2 separate regions of the Homo sapiens genome follow, and region 2 is linked to region 1. A link is a contact called in ENCODE Hi-C or POLR2A ChIA-PET data. All regions are on one chromosome and are shown on one strand. The core of a region is the stretch at or near the end of the contact, and the rest is flanking DNA. Distances in the headings are between cores, read along the strand shown.

The links. Hi-C counts contacts between places; a loop is a spot of excess contacts on that map. ChIA-PET counts read pairs that join two places held with the same protein, here RNA polymerase II (POLR2A). Pooled maps may share reads with other maps.
Region 2: a map of HepG2 shows a loop between it and region 1 (2.2-fold over the local background). The contact joins the promoter of CCR6 here to the enhancer-like site in region 1. A Hi-C loop is called at or near these places in 6 of 168 maps with a recorded cell type or tissue (B cell, CD4-positive, alpha-beta memory T cell, GM12878 and 3 more), 25 of 37 single-sample maps with no recorded cell type and 13 of 50 pooled maps. POLR2A ChIA-PET finds 5 or more read pairs at or near these places in 7 of 52 experiments (B cell, GM12878, OCI-LY7 and 4 more).

Annotation. Positions count from the first base shown.
Region 1 is chr6:167,078,120-167,082,629 of GRCh38, forward strand. No RefSeq gene overlaps it. Among named protein-coding and RNA genes, the nearest start is that of CCR6, 43 kb to the right of the region's middle. RefSeq lists enhancers at 735-914, 1,745-2,084, 2,130-2,630. Within about 2 kb of position 1,837, at least 5 of the 41 ENCODE cell types and tissues checked have a DNase peak (open chromatin) inside an H3K27ac peak, as active enhancers do; they include B cell, GM12878 and OCI-LY7, where a contact is called at or near this core.
Region 2 is chr6:167,120,709-167,124,729 of GRCh38, forward strand. It overlaps CCR6 (C-C motif chemokine receptor 6), which reads left to right and starts at 2,388. Exons shown (of 3, transcript NM_031409.4): 1 at 2,388-2,515.

The DNA.
Region 1 (4,510 bases), core at 587-3,086:
ATAGCCTTCAGAGTCTGTCAAAAACACATCTTGGTCTTAGTTCGTTCTGGCTGTTGTAACAATAGACATTTATTTCTCACAGTTCTGGAGGCTAGAAGTCCAAGATCGAGGTGCCGGCAGATTCGATGTCTGGTGAGGGCCCAATTCCTGGTTCACAGACGGCACCTTCTTGCCTTCACTGCATCCTCACAGGGAGAAGGGACGAAGGAGCTCTCAGGGGTCTGTTATACGGGCACTAAGCCCATTCATGGGGTTTCACCCTCACGACCTAATCACCTCCCAGAGGCCCCACCTCCTAATAGCATCCCTTTCTTTAAGGGTGAGGATTTTGACATAGGAATTTTGGGGACCACACAGATATTCAGCCCATTACACCATATTGCATTTTAGAGAGACGTAATCCAGTCCATTGCAGCTTCTCTTGCAGAAGTGCTCTAGAAGGGTAAGACAGTTTTAAGACTGTTTATCTTTATGCAAATCTTTGTTTGCCTTTGGATTTTTCCAAACCTGTTACTTATGATAAAACACCCATACCAGTAAGGAGAGGCTAGACTCTCCTACAGTAACCAGCAGCCTCATGTCTCACCTGGCTCTGTGTCCTCCCAGGCCTGCCCCACAGGGCTGTCACTTGGAGGTGCTGCACGTGGTTCCACCCTGTGGGGTACCAGGGAGAGGAAAGAACAGAGCAAACTGGACACCAGAACCAGAAGGCTTCGCTCAGAAGTGCACACATTGCCTTCGTCTCAGTAAATTAGCAGAGCAAGTCCTGTAACCCCCGACAGTGATGAAGGCTGATCTGTTCCGTGCTCAGAAGGCGGAGACCTGGAAATACTGATGAAACACGAATGACTGCCCCACAGACACAGAGAAAGATGAGAGATTCTGGAGCACACTAATTTCACTTTCAGATAACATGACTCTGGCGTTCTATAAATGCCTGTGCCATGTGAGATGTCACAATGGATGACAGCTTTTTATTCCCAGAAGAAAATTCAAAATAAGACTCATCATTTTATGGTCTAATTTAAAGTGATATTTAGGAATACCTTTTTCTAGGAACACCTTTTTCTAGGAACTAATAATCAGATAAAGTTGGGTTTGGGACTGTAGACTTGGAGCCTGAAGCAATACTCTTTCTATAATGAAAATCTGAGTATAGTTGCTTCTAACAGCAAGTGAGGATTTCCTACAGAGTGTTGCTGAGGGGCTGATAAGAAACCTTTTCAGAAAGAACAGCAGATTCCTATAGACCCTATTCCCATGGAAGCATCAGCAGGAACTCCTTTTCTTTTGGTGAAAACTTTCATGTCATTGGATGATCTGTTATTAGACGACACTGCCTGAGTTCTATCTTACGATGGGGAATTGGCGTTTCTTAAGATCTTCCTTTAAATATAGCACAGATCCCCAGTATGCACATTTTCACAGAGGTGGAAGCTTTAGAAACACTCATGTAGCAGCAGATGTCTACTGTGCTCTAGCATAAGTGGAATGAAATATTCCTTAATATAGAGGGACACACACAGGCAGAACCTCTAGCGGGTCTGTGAATAATGGGAATGAAAAGTGGAAGTCCTATGGCCGGCAAGGTAGATTCCTGGGCTTCAGAGGAGGATATGAAATATTTATAGAAAACAAAATGAAATATGAACAACACATTTATCATGTTCTCCAGGCATGATAATATGTGATTTGCAGATGAGACATTCATTTGAAAAGCAAGTACACCATGAACCCTGGGACGAGGCTGTACGTTCCTAAACATGCTTGGCTTACGGCCTGGCTCAGAGCAGGGCTTGCCACATGTCATGTCACTCACAGCCATTGAGGGGCACTGCCATTTGTGCTGTTGCTGTGCTTTTTGGTCTGTCTTGGAAACCTGGGGAAGTCCCCGTTGTTCCAGTGGGGCCCTTGATAAACGTCTCAGTTTCAGGTCCTCAAGTTGAGACATCCTTTCAGTCAACTTGTGGAGTTTCTAATTCTGTGTCACTGCCTCCAGTAGAGCGCGTTTTGTGGTGGAGAGCGATGAGAGCCTCAGATCCTCGGGAAGTGCTCCACGGGTCCCGGGTCTGGCTCTCATTGTGTGTGCCAGAGCCTTGCTGCCCAAAGTGTGGCCCCAGGCCAGGGCCTTGCTGTCACCTGGAGCTCTCAGGCCCTCCCAGGGCTACTGTATCAGAACCAGTGAATCCACATGAATTCACATTGCAGTGCTTCGTCTGCACATGAAAGCTTGAGAAACACTAGCCTAGAGAACACCTCAGCATCCTTTCTGAATTAGAAGTTATGCTTTCTAGGGTTCTCATTAAGAAATGGGCAGTTGCACAGCCAATCAATGAAAATGGCTTTGCGTTCCCTGAATCTTCAACTTCTGAGAGAAGGAGGAATGTTTTTTTTTCTTCCACTCTGGTCCCCAAGAACCACTACAGGCGTTCCTTACAGAACAGCAAATGACACAGCGTTCAGCCCCAACAAGTGACCCGAAGACGCGTCCCTCATCTCATGCTTGCCTGTCTAGGCCTCACCCTTTCTCAGTTGAAATCAGTCACTGCAGCAGCGTTCGAATGGGGTCACTGGAGAAAACAGCCGCAACTTCCTGGTCCTCCGTGGGAATGGCTGAAAGTGGAAGATGGAGAGAGAATCCTGAGAAAAACCCTCCATAGGTCAGCCCCATGTCAGCCCCAGCATCTATCACCGGAGGGTTCTGAAGCTTGTGGTGCACTGAAGGTGATAATTATAAAAGAAAAAATCAAATCCAGCTCCACTCCTGACTAGATGGGCAAACACTTCATCCCCTGCACCACACATGAAGCTTTCTTTTTTTATTATTATACTTTAAGTTTTAGGGTACATGTGCACAACGTGCAGGTTTGTTACATATGTATACATGTGCCATGTTGGTGTGCTGCACCCACTAACTCATCATTTAACATTAGGTATGTCTCCTAATGCTATCCCTCCCCACTCCCCCCACCCCACAACAGGCTCTGGTGTGTGATGTTCCCCTTCCTGTGTCCATGTGTTCTCATTGTTCAATTCCCACCTATGAGTGAGAACATGCAGTGTTTGGTTTTTTGTCTTTGCGATAGTTTGCTGAGAATGATGGTTTCCACCTTCATCCATGTCCCTACAAAGGACATGAACTCATCATTTTTTATGGGTGCATAGTATTCCATGGTGTATATGTGCCACATTTTCTTAATCCAGTCTATCACTGTTGGACATTTGGGTTGGTTCCAAGTCTTTGCTATTGTGAATAGTGCGGCAATAAACATACGTGTGCATGTGTCTTTATAGCAGCATGATTTATAATCAATCCTTTGGGTATATACCCAGTAATGGGATGGCTGGGTCAAATGGTATTTCTAGTTCTAGATCCCTGAGGAATCTCCACACTGACTTCCACAATGGTTGAACTAGTTGACAGTCCCACCAACAGTGTAAAAGTGTTCCTATTTTTCCACATCCTCTCCAGCACCTGTTGTTTCCTGACTTTTTAATGATCGCCATTCTAACTGATGTGAGATGGTATCTCATTGTGGTTTTGATTTGCATTTCTCTGATGGCCAGTGATGATGAGCATTTTTTCATGTGTCTTTTGGCTGCATAAATGTCTTCTTTTGAGAAGTGTCTGTTCATATCCTTCGCCCACTTGTTGATGGGGTTGTTTGTATTTTTCTTGTAAATTTGTTTGAGTTCATTGTAGATTCTGGATATTAGCCCTTTGTCAGAGGAGTAGCTTGCAAAAATTTTCTCCCATTCTGTAGGTTGCCTGTTCACTCTGATGGTAGTTTCTTTTGCTGTGCAGAAGCTCTTTAGTTTAATTAGATCCCATTTATCAATTTTGTCTTTTGTTGCCATTGCTTTTGGTGTTTTAGACATGAAGTCTTTGCCCATGCCTATGTCCTGAATGGTATTGCCTAGGTTTTCTTCTAGGGTTTTTATGGTTTTAGGTCTAGCATTTAAGTCTTTAATCCATCTTGAATTAATTTTTGTGTAAGGTGTAAGGATGGGATCCAGTTTCAGCTTTCTACATATGGCTAGCCAGTTTTCCCAGCAGCATTTATTAAATAGGGAATCCTTTACCCATTTCTTGTTTTTGTCAGGTTTGTCAAAGATCAGATGGTTGTAGATATGCGGCATTATTTTTGAGAGCTCTGTTCTGTTCCATTGGTCTATATCTCTGTTTTGGTACCAGTACCATGCTGTTTTGGTTACTGTAGCCTTGTAGTATAGTTTGAAGTCAGGTAGCATGATGCCTCCAGCTGCGTTCTTTTGGCTTAGGATTGACTTGGCGATGCAGGCTCTTTTTTGGTTCCATATGAACTTTAAAGTAGTTTTTTCCAATTCTGTGAAGAAAGTCATTGGTAGCTTGATGGGAATGGCATTGAATCTATAAATTACCTTGGGCAATATGGCCATTTTCACGATATTGATTCTTCCTACCCATGAGCATGGAATGTTCTTCCATTTGTTTGTATCCTCTTTTATTTTGTTGAGCAGCGGTTTGTAG
Region 2 (4,021 bases), core at 1,138-3,637, 43 kb after region 1:
TTTTCTGCCTGGAAACTTATTGTTATGAAACATGTGACTGTAAGCCACATTCCTCGCCTTTTATGCACCTCACAGTGTCTATGCAAATGAACAGTGTGATTTTAAATTTGAGGAAGTTTCAATAAGAGTGAGATCTAAGAGGATCTTTAATATAGGGGCATTTTTAGAGAGCTAAAAACCAAATAGGTCTCAGCTTTCTCAGGGTGACATATAATTTAGATTTGACTTGGAACTACAGAAGGAATATGGGGCAAAGGACATGAGAAACATTGCAGAGGTCAGTGCCATATGGAGCTTCCACCTCAGCTCTCGAAGTAAAGGCAACCAGCCCAGGCTGGGAGCCAGTCAGCAGCAGGGTCTCAATCTCCATCCACTACCTTCCCCTCTGGGGCAGGGAGGGTGTTGCAGGGAGGAGGCCACTCTTGGAGACCTCCAGATCCCTGCCTCTGTGCAGTCTAACAGAAGGGGCCCCCACAGTGGCCATGAATCTCTTTGTTCTGCAAGGAAGGGGGTGTCATTGGGCCTCCTGGGTCCCTCAGCATCTGCGTGGCCACACAACGCGGTTTTGTTCAACACGTTACATTTCTGCTTAATTAATGTTCATTTTTGGTCCCCAGCAAAGTCCAATCTGTTTTTCGTTTTCTTTCTTTTCTTTCCAGGCAGGCATTGCCAGGGCTAATCATCTATAAAAGGGCTTACTTTCTTACCTTCACGCTAAGCAAGACCATCCAAGGGCAGTGTTAGAGGGCACCTGAGAACGCAGGAGGGGTGTGTTACCTGGTGGCCTGTTTCTTCCTCCTATGGGCAGCCCTTCTACAGGAAGCAGAAGCCTCAGGGGCGATGGTAGAAATGAGGAGGAGGGGATGGAGCTGAGGTAGCAGGGGAGGGGTCGTAAGAGCAGAGGGGAGGGTCTTGCTTTGTTCGCCATCCAATAATCAGCAGGTTTCGGGTTGGGGTGAACTACTGGGGAGGAGCGCCCCAGGGCTTCTCTCAGATGGAGGAGGGACAGGTCACCCAGAGTGAAGGAAGTTGTGAGCTCTGTTAGAGGAAAACAGCCAGGACTTAGTCAGGAGAGGCTTTGTTTGGAAGGATTGTTGTAAGGCAGGGAGAGGAATGATGGCAGCAAGAGGACCCCGTGACCATAGGTCTGCAAGCACTTCAAACAGAAAAGGCCCTTCTTTTATCCAGTAAGGGGGAGCCACTGGGGCCAGCAGAGTCTTTGGAGGGGACCCTGGACAAACCCGGGAAAATGGCCAGTGGGGTTGAGCAGGACACAGGTCCTGCTGTGTCTAGCTGGTTCCCCAGAGAGATGATAAGGGGTGCGCTCCAGCTTCTCAGGCTCACTCAGGCGTGAGGACGTGGAGCTCAGGGCTCTGCAGGAAGGAGCGACCCAGGTGAGGTGTGGTCAAGATAGAGCAGAGCTGGGCAGCGGGCAGTGGAGCCTCGTGGGCAGCCTGGGGGTGGGGAGGCACAGTGCACTGGGAAGTGGAGAAAGTGTGAGTCCATCAGGCTGGCTGAGAATTGATCACGAACCTATTGTCTGTAAAACTTTTGTTATTTCCTGAGACGTGGTTCACAGCAACCCAGGTGCGAACAGCCTTGTGATTCTAGGGTTCTTTTCTATTTTTTAAGCACTTGCATCTACAAATAAATTTCTGAGTGACTTGTCGTCAGCTGCTTTCCTTGATATGTCTAAAGACAGGGCAGTGACCCGCATCGTCACCCAGAGATTCTGTCTCTGTGCCACATGAAGATTAGGTGCCCGCTTTTGATTGAGGAGCTCCTCTGTTGCTCTCAAAGTATCTTGTAATAATAGCTGAGATGCATGGAGAACCACCTCTCCTTCAGGCGCTGCTCCTCGGCTTCCGTGGACGGGCATGGCTATTTCTCGGAACCCTCTGAGGTTAGAGCTGTCATGGTCTTTCTTCTGAAAGAGGAAACCGAGGCTTGCTGGGGCTCAGTGGCCCTTCTGTGGCTGCACAGCTTTCGGGGTGGGGCCAGGACTGACTGACTCCACACAAAAGTGCTCCCGGCCCATGTCTTTAACTCACACGGCCTCTTGCAAACGTTCCCAAATCTTCCCAGTCGGCTTGCAGAGACTCCTTGCTCCCAGGAGATAACCAGGTAAAGGAGTATGAAAGTTTGGGTACAAACTCATTGCTGCAAATTGAAAACCATGCAAAGGCTGTCTTCCTCTGGGGAGTTCAATGCCTCTCTTTTTCTTATCACTTTACCATTGGTTGGACTTTGATTCCAGGGATCCTACGATTACTCAATACCCTACAGGATATACATGGTTAACCATTTGCATTTGGGCAAATAGGCGTTACTTTTCAATAGGAAGTGGCAATCCAGAACTTGCTTTTGGGCAATTCTAGTAGCTCACCGCTTTTTTCTTAATGACTGCTAGAAGCTGCATCTTATTGACAGATGGTCATCACATTGGTGAGCTGGAGTCATCAGATTGTGGGGCCCGGAGTGAGGCTGAAGGGAGTGGATCAGAGCACTGCCTGAGGTGAGCATGCCAAGGCCCCTGAGACTTTTCTTTCAAAAATGTAACTTCTTTGATCCCCTAGTCTGACAGGAATGGGACTGTTTTACTCATTAATCTTCCAGAATGCTGGCATATTGACCATGTTTATGCTTAACGACACAGACTTCCTTTCCTGAAAGCATTGACTTTATGGTTTTAGGAAGCCCACTTTTCCTCTAAGTGTATAGTAAGGGATTTCATACTCGCTCCCTGCACTGGAGCTTCGGTGATGGTCTGGGTACTTGCTCCTCATACAGGAGATATCCTCAGGGCATCAGTCTGGAGAGGAATGTGATTCTTTATTTGATCAAATACACTGAAAGATTTTGGAAAACAAAAAAATTAAGCTAAGAAATATTTTGGAGGCAGTAAGTCATTTATGCAATGAAGGCTGATGAGTGGGCATCCCGGACAGCCTAAGATTGAGCAGGAAGGAGCTTGTGAGGGGGAGTTAAGAGAAATTGACAAGGTGGAAATTTCAACAAGTCTCAGTTGCAAAGCTCTCATGAGGGCTGCCAATGCCACTGTGATTATGAAGGCAGTATCTTATGACCAGAAAATAATACACAATGATATTAAAGGGAGCCAGGCTAGGTGCAGTGGCTCATACCTGTAATCTCAGCACTTTGGGAGACCAAGCTGGGTGTATCAGCTGAGGTCAGGAGTTCGAGACCAGCCTGGCCAACATGGTAAAATCCCGTCTCTACTAAAAATACAAAAATTAGCCAGGCATTGTGGCATGTGCCTGTAATCCCAGCTACTTGGGAGGCTGAGGCAGGAGAATCACTGGAACTTGGGAGGCGGAGGTTGCAGTGAGCCGAGATCACGCTACTGCACTCCAGCCGGAGATCAGCTCCAAAGTCCACTTAGCAGCAGGACATAGATATTGTAGAGATCAGCTTTATAAAGAAAAACAAAAATGCAAGGCCATAACTAAAGCTATTCTTTAAATGGTTAAAGATGTAATTTCTGCAAATAAAACAGAAAACATAAAAGCAAACTTCCAAAGAAATTAAAGGAACTGAAAAAAAAAAAAAACCAACCCACAGAAGCTTAATAAACAAATCACCGGGGGAAAACAAAAAAAAAATCAAACCTCCTGGTCTCCTCCTTAGCCACTCTCATTCAAAAGCAGAAGGAAGCCAGCCTAGAGTTTCAGCTCCACTGATGCTTATCTAAAAAGGTATAAAATATGGTGGGCCCATGATTCAAATAAACTTAGAGAACATAAATGTATTGAACACCTACCATTACAGTATGCAAAACTCTGATATCAATAAGATGTTTTAAAATAAATATATTATTTAAGATCTTGTGGGAATTCTATGGCATTTCACTAAGACCTGCTGGTGGCAAGGTGAATTAGAACGGCGAGTAAGAGACAGTAATGGGAGTCTCACCAGTACTCACAGTCCTAGATGAGCTACACTCGCTATCTGTAAAATGGGTATGATGTCTACCTTAAAGGGTTTTGTGAGGTTAAAAGAG